Regions from separate parts of the Homo sapiens genome. Here region 2 is linked to region 1. Evidence: chromatin contacts called from ENCODE Hi-C or POLR2A ChIA-PET data. All regions are on one chromosome and are shown on one strand. The core of a region is the stretch at or near the end of the contact, and the rest is flanking DNA. Distances in the headings are between cores, read along the strand shown. Region 1 holds the start of HIPK3 (homeodomain interacting protein kinase 3). Region 2 holds the start of ABTB2 (ankyrin repeat and BTB domain containing 2).

Evidence for each region. A loop is a pair of places that touch in the nucleus more often than their neighbours do. ChIA-PET counts read pairs that join two places held with the same protein, here RNA polymerase II (POLR2A). Pooled maps may share reads with other maps.
Region 2: a map of B cell shows a loop between it and region 1 (14-fold over the local background). The contact joins the promoter of ABTB2 here to the promoter of HIPK3 in region 1. A Hi-C loop is called at or near these places in 5 of 168 maps with a recorded cell type or tissue (B cell, CD4-positive, alpha-beta memory T cell, CD8-positive, alpha-beta T cell and 1 more), 1 of 37 single-sample maps with no recorded cell type and 15 of 50 pooled maps. POLR2A ChIA-PET finds 5 or more read pairs at or near these places in 1 of 52 experiments (WTC11).

Annotation. Positions count from the first base shown.
Region 1 is chr11:33,254,099-33,258,965 of GRCh38, reverse strand. It overlaps HIPK3 (homeodomain interacting protein kinase 3), which reads right to left and starts at 1,585. Exons shown (of 17, transcript NM_005734.5): 1 at 1,077-1,585. RefSeq lists enhancers at 111-200, 241-290 and silencers at 631-830, 901-1,240, 1,501-1,830.
Region 2 is chr11:34,355,905-34,360,829 of GRCh38, reverse strand. ABTB2 (ankyrin repeat and BTB domain containing 2) reads left to right here and starts at 2,820. Exons shown (of 17, transcript NM_145804.3): 1 at 2,820-4,129. The coding sequence starts at 3,247. RefSeq lists a silencer at 2,635-2,834 and an enhancer at 3,785-3,894.

The sequences.
Region 1 (4,867 bases), core at 336-2,835:
CCAACCATGCGCTTTCCCTCTAAACTGGACGATAAACTGAAATTTTTTGCTGTTGCTAATAGAAGCCCCTTATTATAATTAGAAGCAGCCAACTGACAGGTGGAAAAACAAATTCCCTAACAGGGCAGTAAGAGGTTGTGAAAACACGGTTCAAGGCCTGAACGTGTTACGACTACTCTGTAACAAGTCCAAGGTAATTTACGCACACACTCTTCAGCGCAATTCCTCAAGCAGAGATGAGACGGGAACAACAGGATTCCCCGAGAGCCACATACCATTTTACAACAGCCGTCTCCCTCCCGACAGAGAAACAGACATTTTCATCCAAAGTCTTTCCGCCAGTTCTCCCAGTGCGGCGAAGGGAAGCGGGCGGCAGCCACCGTAACGAGAGAAGCCGGCAACAGCCCCGCCGCGCGGCCGCCACGCCTTCCTCCCGCCGCCGCTGGGGACGCGGAGCCGCGGATCACATTTCTCCTCCCCAACAATCACACACACGCACGCACGTCCCCAGAGTTGACACCCTGCAAACCCGCTGCTCCGCGACGCTGGGGACGGGGCCACAAAGCCCGGGACGCGGCCATCGGCTGGGGTGCTCAAGCTGCGTGCCTGCGCGTTTGTTTGTTCCCCTTAATGAAAGGAAAGGGATCTCCGTAGTTACGGCCTAGGACTGCGGAGGGGGAAGAGAGGCTCCCCGTGGGACTAAACAAAACTTCGGTTGCTGGGAAGAGCCGTTGCGCAACCTTGGCAGGGGGAGGGGGGGCCGAGGCCCCCGGGCCCCGGCCAGGCGCGGCTTCCCGGAGGCTACGGCCCCCGCGTCCGGCGGCCCAGGGCCTGGCGTGGCGCCGGCTTCGAGGGAGCGGCTCATACCGGGCCACACTGCAGGGGCTAGGGCGGAAACTGGGAGCACGAGAGCGCTGGGGATGCGGATGGGGCACGGGACGCGCAATGAGTGCGGGCTGCGCCGGAGGTGTCGGGCCAGGCCCGGGTCAGGCTTGGGGTCCGCTGGCCGCGGAGCCCGCAGACGGAGCCGATCCCCCCACCCCGGGGTGGCGGCGCCCCTCGCTCGACTCCCTTACCTTCCTAGAGGCCCGCGCTCTCTCCTCTTCGGGCGGCCGCAGCCCTGAGCATGTCCGGGGTGGGGCGCAGGGCCGTGCCGGGGACCGGGAGCCAGGCGCTTCAGCAGGCGGCACCACCCAGCCCGGGCTCAGCCCCTCTCCGCGGCCGCTGCCATCTTGTCCTGGCGGCTGAGAGGAAACGGCGAAACACCCTCCCCCGACCGCTGCTGCTGCTGCTGCTGCTCTGGCTGCTAAGCGCCGGGCCCGTCTCCCTCATCTTCCTTCCCGGGGATTTGGGGTGGGGACGGCTTGGCTAGGGCGAGGGGTAGTGGGAGGCCGGTCGGCCTCCGGCTACTGGGGCCTACGGGCGACGCAGGGTGCGGGGCCCACGGCGATTGGGGCCCATTCCTGACGCCCCGGCCGGGAGCGGAGAAGGAAGACTGGCGGGAGTGGTGGCGACGGCGGGGCCTGCGGCTTGATCTCCTCAGGTCGCCGCGATGCCGGCAGTCGTCACTGAGGCAGCTGCCACCAGCCGCCCCAGCCTCGGGCCCCTCCTCCGCGCTCGTCGGCCTCGGCCACCGCCTCCGCAGCGCCACCGCCCGCCCGGCAGCGCTGCGCGCCCAGCCCGGGCGGCTCCGCTCCGCTCCGGCCGCGGCGCCTCCGTGAAGCCCCTCCCCGGGGTCCGCCCGCCAGTCCGCAGCCGCGCCCTTGTTGCCCGGAGCCCGCCTGCCAGCCCGTGCGGCCCCAACCCGGAGTCCCGCAAGCCAAGCCTCCCGCGAAAGAAGCATCCGTCAGCCCGGCTCTGCTGTTCTGAACCTCACTCCATGCCCCCTCCGCCAGAAATACACATTTTTAAAAAAGATCCCAATACCCGAAGAAAGGATGAAGATGCGGAAGCAGGATTTTACAGGCCTTTCGAGATCCCGGAACCGTAATTAAGGATCTGTTTCTCGGCATTTGGTCGTTAAAGGTCCCAAAATAAGTAAAGGGGAAATGCTCAAATGAACGACCTCAATCTAAACTAGGTTCTACCCGCTCCCCTATCCCAAAGAGTGAAGAGAATTGTAAAGCCAGGTTCAAGGACGGGGGAAGGGTCCTCTTGGAAATTTTAAGAGCATCTCTACTGTCCAAAACCCCATAATTGTGAAGTTCGCCCACCTCCACATTGGTAATTCTCCGTTAAATTAGTCGGTTTAACTCCCAAAGACTAGTTTCTTTCCTCCTGGAGATTAGGAAATCAACAGAATGGCCTGTTTCAGCTTACATAATCGTGGAACCATAGAATTTTAGGAATGAAAGAAGCTTTGCGATCCTTGGTCCCAACTCTTACACTCAGGAGTTCCAAGAAGTTTAGGTGACATGACCAAGGTTATACAGTAAAGCCCATGTCTCCCACCCCATCTTTCCTCCTTTTCCCTAGGAAACAAATGGCTTTCTAATACCTCACATTCAGAGTTGATTTTCTTTTATACCCGTTTCCTCAGGTTCCCTTTGTTCTGAATCAATGTCTAACCTTTTGGGAAACAAACACCTTTCTGGAATGGAAGTGTCCTTTCTTTGTTTCCTTCATAATCTTCACTAGCAAGATTGAATTTACCAGAGATGTATTTATTCCCAGAAATTTTCTATTGCAGTAACTGGGGCAGGGCAAAGGGAGTGGCAAATTGCTGCATACATAATACACATTTAATCCCTGCTGCTCTTCAAACCGGAAGATGAGTATTTTGGATAATGCCTTTAAGAGACAAAGGAGGCCGGGCGCGGTGGCTCGCACATGTAATCCCAGCACTTTGGGAGGCTGAGGCGGGTGGATCACCTGTGGTCAGGAGTTCAAGACCAGCCTGGCCAACATAGTGAAACCTGGTCTCTACTAAAAATGCAAAAATTAGCTGGGCGTGGTGGCGGGCGCCTGTAATCCCAGCTACTCGAGAGCTGAGGTAAGAGAATCGCTTGAATCGCTTGAGCCACTGCACTCCAACCTGGGCGACAGGGAGAGACTCTGTCTCAAAAAATAAAATAAAAGAGAAAGGATAGTATGCCCTGAGGCCACTGGAAATAACACTTTCGAATGACAGTTGTTTTCAGGTTAGAGAGGATAACCAGCTGAAAAGGCTTCCAATATAGAAGAACAAAACAATGGCTGCCTTTCAGAGAGATAGCCTATGAACCATTCCTTTTCACTTAGTATTTCGTTACTTTTTATTTTTCTTAAGAACAATAGTCAAAAGAATCAAAGAGGATAAAATCATTTACTCAACGGAGAAAGCTACAATAGTAGAAAAATCTGTCAGGAGGAACAGAGAAACTATTCCACTAGAACTTCAAATTTCAGAATTTTTGCAGACATTTAAGGAGGCCATCTCTAATGGAAGGCTTCCATTCCCTGTATTTGCTACATCCATGAAGAGATGGAAATGAGAGACAAGGATTTATTTTCCTTTCTATCTCCTGCATGTTGCTACTCACTACACTATATATTCCAGGAGGGGATTCATTCATCTTTTTTTTTTTTTAGATGAAGTCTCGCTCTATTGCCAGGGTTCAAGCAATTCTCCTGCTTCAGCCTCCCGAATAGCTGAGACTACAGGCATGCCCCACCATACCCAGCTAATTTTTGTACTTTTAGCAGAGACGGGGTTTTACCATGTTGGCCAGGATGGTCTCGATCCCTTGACCTCGTGCTCTGTCCACCTCAGCCTCCCAAAGTGTTGGGATTACAGGCATGAGCCACCACGCCCGGCCTCATCTTTTTTTTTAACCATTATATTGCAAGTGCCTAATACAGTGCCTGACTTGTGGTAAGACCTTAGTAAATGTTGCAAAATAAGTAAATGATATATTCCAGCCCCCCTTCACTTTATACCTATTGTCTCCTAACCTAATTTCTTTACCTCTAATCTCTTCCCCTTCAAATCTTTCTTTTTTTGAGGCACGATATCAGCTCCTCTGCCTCCCAGGTTCAGGCGATTCTCCTGCCTCAGCCTCCCAAGTAGCTGGGACTGCAACTTCCGCCTCCCAGGTTCAGGCGATTCTCCTGCCTCAGCCTCCCAAGTAGCTGGGACTACAGGCCCGTGCCACCACGCCCAGCTAATTTTTTGTATTTGTAGTAGAGATGGGGTTTCACCATGTTAGCCAGGATGGTCTTGATCTCCTGACCTGACAGAGTCTAATTTTGTCACCCAGGCTGGAGCACAGTGGTGTGATCTCCATTCACCACAGCCTCAACTCCCTGGGCTCAAGGGATCCATCCACCTCAGCCTCCCACCTAACTGGGATTACAGACACGCACCACCACAGCCAGCTATTTTTTTTTTATTTTTAGTATGGAGATGCGGTTTCATTATGTTGGCCAGACTGGTCTGGAACTCCTGGCCTCAAGTGATCCGCCCACCTCAGCCTCCCAAAAGTGCTGGGATTTCAGGTGTGAGCCACTGCGCCTGGCTTTCAAATCTATTCTGAACACAAACATCTAGATAATCTCCCAAAGCCCCTAATGTAGCTATTTTACAAAGTTTGAGGGTTGTTTTTTTTTTTTAAGGAAAATTTCTCATAGTGCTAAGATCTCTCAAAAATGCAGGCTGGGGGAGGGCATGGTAGCTCACATCTGTAATCCCAGCACTTTGGGAAGCTGAGGTTGGGGGATTGCTTGAGCCCATGAGTTCCAGGCTGCAGTGAGCTGTGATTTCGCCACTGCACTCCAGGCTAAGTGACAGAGCAAGATCTTGCCTCTAAAAAATAAAACAGGAAGATACTAAAGAAAACCTTAATGTTTTCATTCAAAAAAATTACTTAAGGGCCAGACTTGGTGGCTC
Region 2 (4,925 bases), core at 1,571-4,070, 1.1 Mb before region 1:
CTGTTTTTCTTCAAAAACAATGTTTCTTCAAAAATAATGTTTGGGTAAGGCCCGAGTTGGGATGACATTTTCTCTTAATATAATTTGCATTCTTAAAATCAAACACATTACCAGCAGATTGGCTTAACTGAACACATGCACGTATATATAAGAAACCATGTCCTTTCTTTCCTTGACCCAAAGTTTTGTATTTCACCACACTGGCCAACTCCCAAAAGTTGAACTGAAATCAAAGAATTGGTTCATTCTAAGATGGCTGGATATATATATATATATATATATATATATATATATATATATATATTCATCTCTATCTATCTTCCTCCTATTCTTTTTCCCATATCACACAAAACACAAACACAGACACATTCTGGGTTTACTTGGTACTGCCAGTCCTCAGGCTGACTAGAAGACTGAGGAAAATTTGAAAGACAAGAGATCTATCTACAGTCTTTCCTAACTTCCTAGTCCCTTTACCAGATTTTTCCATGAGGATTTGTCTTCCTTTTTTCCTTGAGGAAGCCAACTCTTGAGGGCTACAAAACACTTATTTCAGCATGTGTCTCTAAAAGATAAGAACATTTGATAAATATAACCACACTACCATTACCACATCAAAAAAAAAAAAACAGTTATTCTTTAAGAGCAAACATCGAGGCAGTGTTCCTAATGGTTTCATAATGTCAAATGTTTACTGGCTTTTTAAAACAAATTCAAAATACACATAAGTTCCACACCTTGTAATTGGTTATTATGTCTTTCAAGTCTCTTTAAATGTGTAGGTCTTCTCTCCATCTCTTTCTTTCCTTGAAACTTATTTATTAAAGAAACTCAGTTGTTTGTTCAGAAGCATTTCCCATGGCTGAATTTTGCATAATATATCTTCATGTTGCAGGTCAACATTCACAGGATTCTCAGATTCAGTTGGAGGCATGTTTGATTATCTACACTTTAAGTCATCAAGTAATTTGAATATATTAATATAAATCCCATAGGCTCTTTTTCCCACTCCAGATGATTCCTCCAATAACCTTTCATTCAGTAAGTTCCCCGTTGTAAATTTCCAGTTAAGTAATTCTCTTTAGGTTTGATGGGTGCGCACAACGAAGAAAAGGGGGGACAGGGAAACCTTTCTGAAATTCATTTCCTTTGAATATATCCATTAGAGGGCGACATTGCCTTTAATATTATATTTCCCCAATAAAGTTTTAAATTGCATAAAATTTACTTTTGTATTTTTGACAAGTTGGACCTCATTGCCTACTTTAATTTCTAATCTCACGTCTGTAAAGTGTGACTGCATTCTCCTTTGTTAGTTTGATCTCTGCTGACTTGCGTCTTTGGTATTACAGTACTTCCATCTTTGACTCTGTTCCCAATTCTAACCATCGGGCGGCGATGTTGCATAAATAAAGACCCGCGGAAAGGCAAAATTAAGCGAAACTGCCAAATAAAAAGCAGTTTCACCGGGGGTAAAGGCCATTAATTTAAGAAGGAAAGAGACAAACCAGACATTTCTAGTTCATATCCAACTCACGGCCCAAGGTCAGAACTGTGTAAAATGCAACACAAAGGAGCCATTCAGGAGTGGGGGAGGCTGACTTGGGGAGAGCGAATGCACAATCCCCGCCTTGAGCCTGCGGTTCCACTGGAGGGGGCACAGGTCCGTTTGCGCACGTGCGTGTGAGTAGCCACAGGGCAGCGGCGGGACATGCCTGCACCGGGCATGGGACTGCTGAACCAACAGCGCTCTGGCGGACCGTTTGGGACACCCGCCCGGAGGCAGGTTGGCACTGGCGCTGCCTGGAGGTCAGCCACTCATTGTACCCCGGAGGAACTGGGTCCCGCGGGGGCATACGGCTCGCCCACCGGCACGCGTTAGGAGGCGAACACCTGCATCCAGCTAGGTGTTCCGAGCTCAGCCCAGGGCGAGGGACTGCTCTGCCACCTTCTTCTCATTCTTCCTGTAAGAACACTGTCTATCTCGGACAAAAAGGACCCACCTGACAGCAAGTGGTATCGTCACACAGAGGTAACAGGGAAGTCACGGATCCTCTTGAGAATCTGACAAAAGTTGGTGCCCCTTCCCCATAGTGGCACTCAGAAAACTGCAGGTGAAACCACAAATGGGCGGAGGCACTCACAGGCTTCCTGGGGCCCGTCCATTGATCAGATACCAGGTTAAGAAATTCTGTCCTTATTGGAGCCTAGACGGCAGCGCAAAGGAACCAGACGGACTTGGAAAGAGAGGCAGGGACTCCCTCCTCCCTCCAAACACAGCCAGCGTTTCATCTCGGATTGCGGGAGGGGCCTGGCGGAAGGTGGAGGAGAGGTGGAGCGCCTGGATGGGGCCCTCCCCATTCTCCTGGCCCCAACCCCAGGACGCCTGGCTGCGGAGGGCTCGAAAGCGAGCAGCGAACGCCCAAAGCCTGGGTGGCGGGAAGGTGGCAGCGCCCTGTAGCTTTTCCTTTGCATTTTTCTTTAAATCGTGAGCTCCGGAGCTATCGTTTCGACCGCTGCTTTCCGGTCTCCACCTCCACCTCCCAGTTGGCTGGCTCGCCCTTCCCCCACCCCCCCATCCCCCCCATCCCCCCCCATCCCCACCCCCATCCCAGCCGCGTGCCCGACCCTCGGCCTCCAGCCCCGCCTCCTTCGCCGCGGGGTTTAACCCGAGGCAGAGTGAAATCTGCATAGTGACCGCCCCCTCGGAGATCATTGGTGCAGCCCCGCCCATCGCGGCCGGTGATTGGTAAGCCGCCCGGGGTTATTTGCATGTCGGACGCAGCCGGGTACCCAGCTGTGCTGCCGGCCGGCGCAGCGCAGAAGTTTGCAGAGCGCTTTCTCGCCGGCTGGTCCCGGACTCGCGCTGCGCCCTGCGCCCTGCGCCGCCGCCTCCTCCTTCTGCCGCCGCCGCCCTGTTCTCCCGGGATTCCTTCTCTGTGGAGGACTGACTCTCTGCTTGTGGGAATTAGAGGTGGACAAGGGGGAGTGCCGGGGGGTAGCGACGGGGTTCTTTCCAGTGGCAGCTGCGAGTCGGGACGCCGGGAGCGTGGGGCTCCTGCTGGCCACGGATCTCGGCCACCTTCCCGCGGCCTCCGGGCAGGCAATGCGGCCGCCGAGCCCCGCGACGCAGAGAGGAAGGAGGGTGGCCCGGAGGGCCTAGAGCTTGTTTCTGCCCACTTGGGAAAGAGGGCATGGAGTTGTGAGTGCCCCTCGCTCGGCGACGCCGCCCTCGGCAGGCTCCCCATGGCCGGGACGTACAGCTCGACTCTGAAGACGCTGGAGGACTTGACCTTGGACTCCGGGTATGGGGCCGGGGACTCGTGCCGCTCGCTCAGCCTCTCGTCCTCCAAGTCCAACTCGCAGGCGCTCAACTCTTCGGCGCAGCAGCACCGCGGGGCGGCCTGGTGGTGCTACTCCGGCTCCATGAACAGCCGCCACAACAGCTGGGACACGGTGAACACGGTGCTGCCCGAGGACCCCGAAGTGGCCGACCTCTTCTCGCGCTGTCCGCGGCTCCCCGAGCTGGAGGAGTTCCCCTGGACCGAAGGAGACGTGGCCCGGGTGCTCCGCAAAGGCGCTGGCGGCCGGCGGCTGCCCCAGTTCTCCGCCGAGGCGGTGAGGCGCCTGGCCGGGCTGCTCCGCAGGGCACTGATCCGCGTGGCCCGCGAGGCGCAGCGCCTGAGCGTGCTGCACGCCAAGTGCACCCGCTTTGAGGTGCAGAGCGCCGTGCGCCTGGTGCACAGCTGGGCGCTGGCCGAGAGCTGCGCGCTGGCAGCCGTCAAGGCGCTGTCCCTGTACAGCATGAGCGCCGGCGACGGGCTGCGCCGGGGCAAGTCCGCGCGCTGCGGCCTCACCTTCTCAGTGGGTCGCTTTTTCCGCTGGATGGTGGACACCCGAATCTCCGTGCGCATCCACGAGTACGCAGCCATCTCCCTCACCGCCTGCATGGAGAACCTGGTGGAGGAGATCCGGGCCAGGGTGATGGCCAGCCACAGCCCTGATGGCGGAGGGGCCGGAGGCGGGGAGGTGTCTGCTGAGGCCCTGGAGATGGTCATCAACAACGACGCCGAGCTCTGGGGCGTCTTGCAGCCCTATGAGCATCTCATCTGCGGCAAGAACGCCAATGGTAAGCGCGCGGGCCTCGGACTGGCAGACTGGGTAGGCAAGAAATCCCGCCCTGGGCTACTGGGGGAGTGAATTTCCTGAGACAAAGCTGGTGGCTGTGCCAGTTCTTTGGGAGAAAACGTTTGGTCTGAGGATAGGGTTCATTACATGGCACTTGCCAGAGATTGTTCTAAGGGTGTCTGACTTTTGGAGGGTAAACTTGTGAATGATCTCCATCCTGTTCTGCGTGGCATTGTTACTATCTGCGGGCTGTTCATTGATTGGGTGAGATTGAATCTCTTGACCAAGCCATTCCTGAACCTCTCTTGAAATGAAACTTACTGCCCCGTGGCTCTTTACCGTGATTGACTAGGTCTCTAGCTGCTGTCTTTCCCCAACAGCTGGTTAGATTGACTGATTCTGCCCCCTAGTTTTCCCCAGCTCAATAGCAGCAACCAAAGGGTCCCAACTTAAAGACCTGAACCTTGGATAAGTAAGATGGGCGGAGGGAAGTGGGAAGCCCAAGATCTGGTGCTGCGCCTTGTGCTTTGCTGGGCTGAAGGATGCTGTCAGGCGCTCTCTTGGGGGATGGAGGGGTAGTGGTTCGCTCTTACCTATATGTGCCCAGGAATGATGAAACCTGGGGACCCCGACTCCCCTTCCCAGAAAAGTAACCACAGATTGTCTCCTGAGACCTGATTTTTCCAAGCTGTCACCAACCAAGTGAGCCATTGGTTAAAACCTTGCATTGTATTAAATGTTCTTTCCTGAAAAGAGTGGTGGCCCATCAAGGGGAAGAGATAGGTAACCGCATGGGG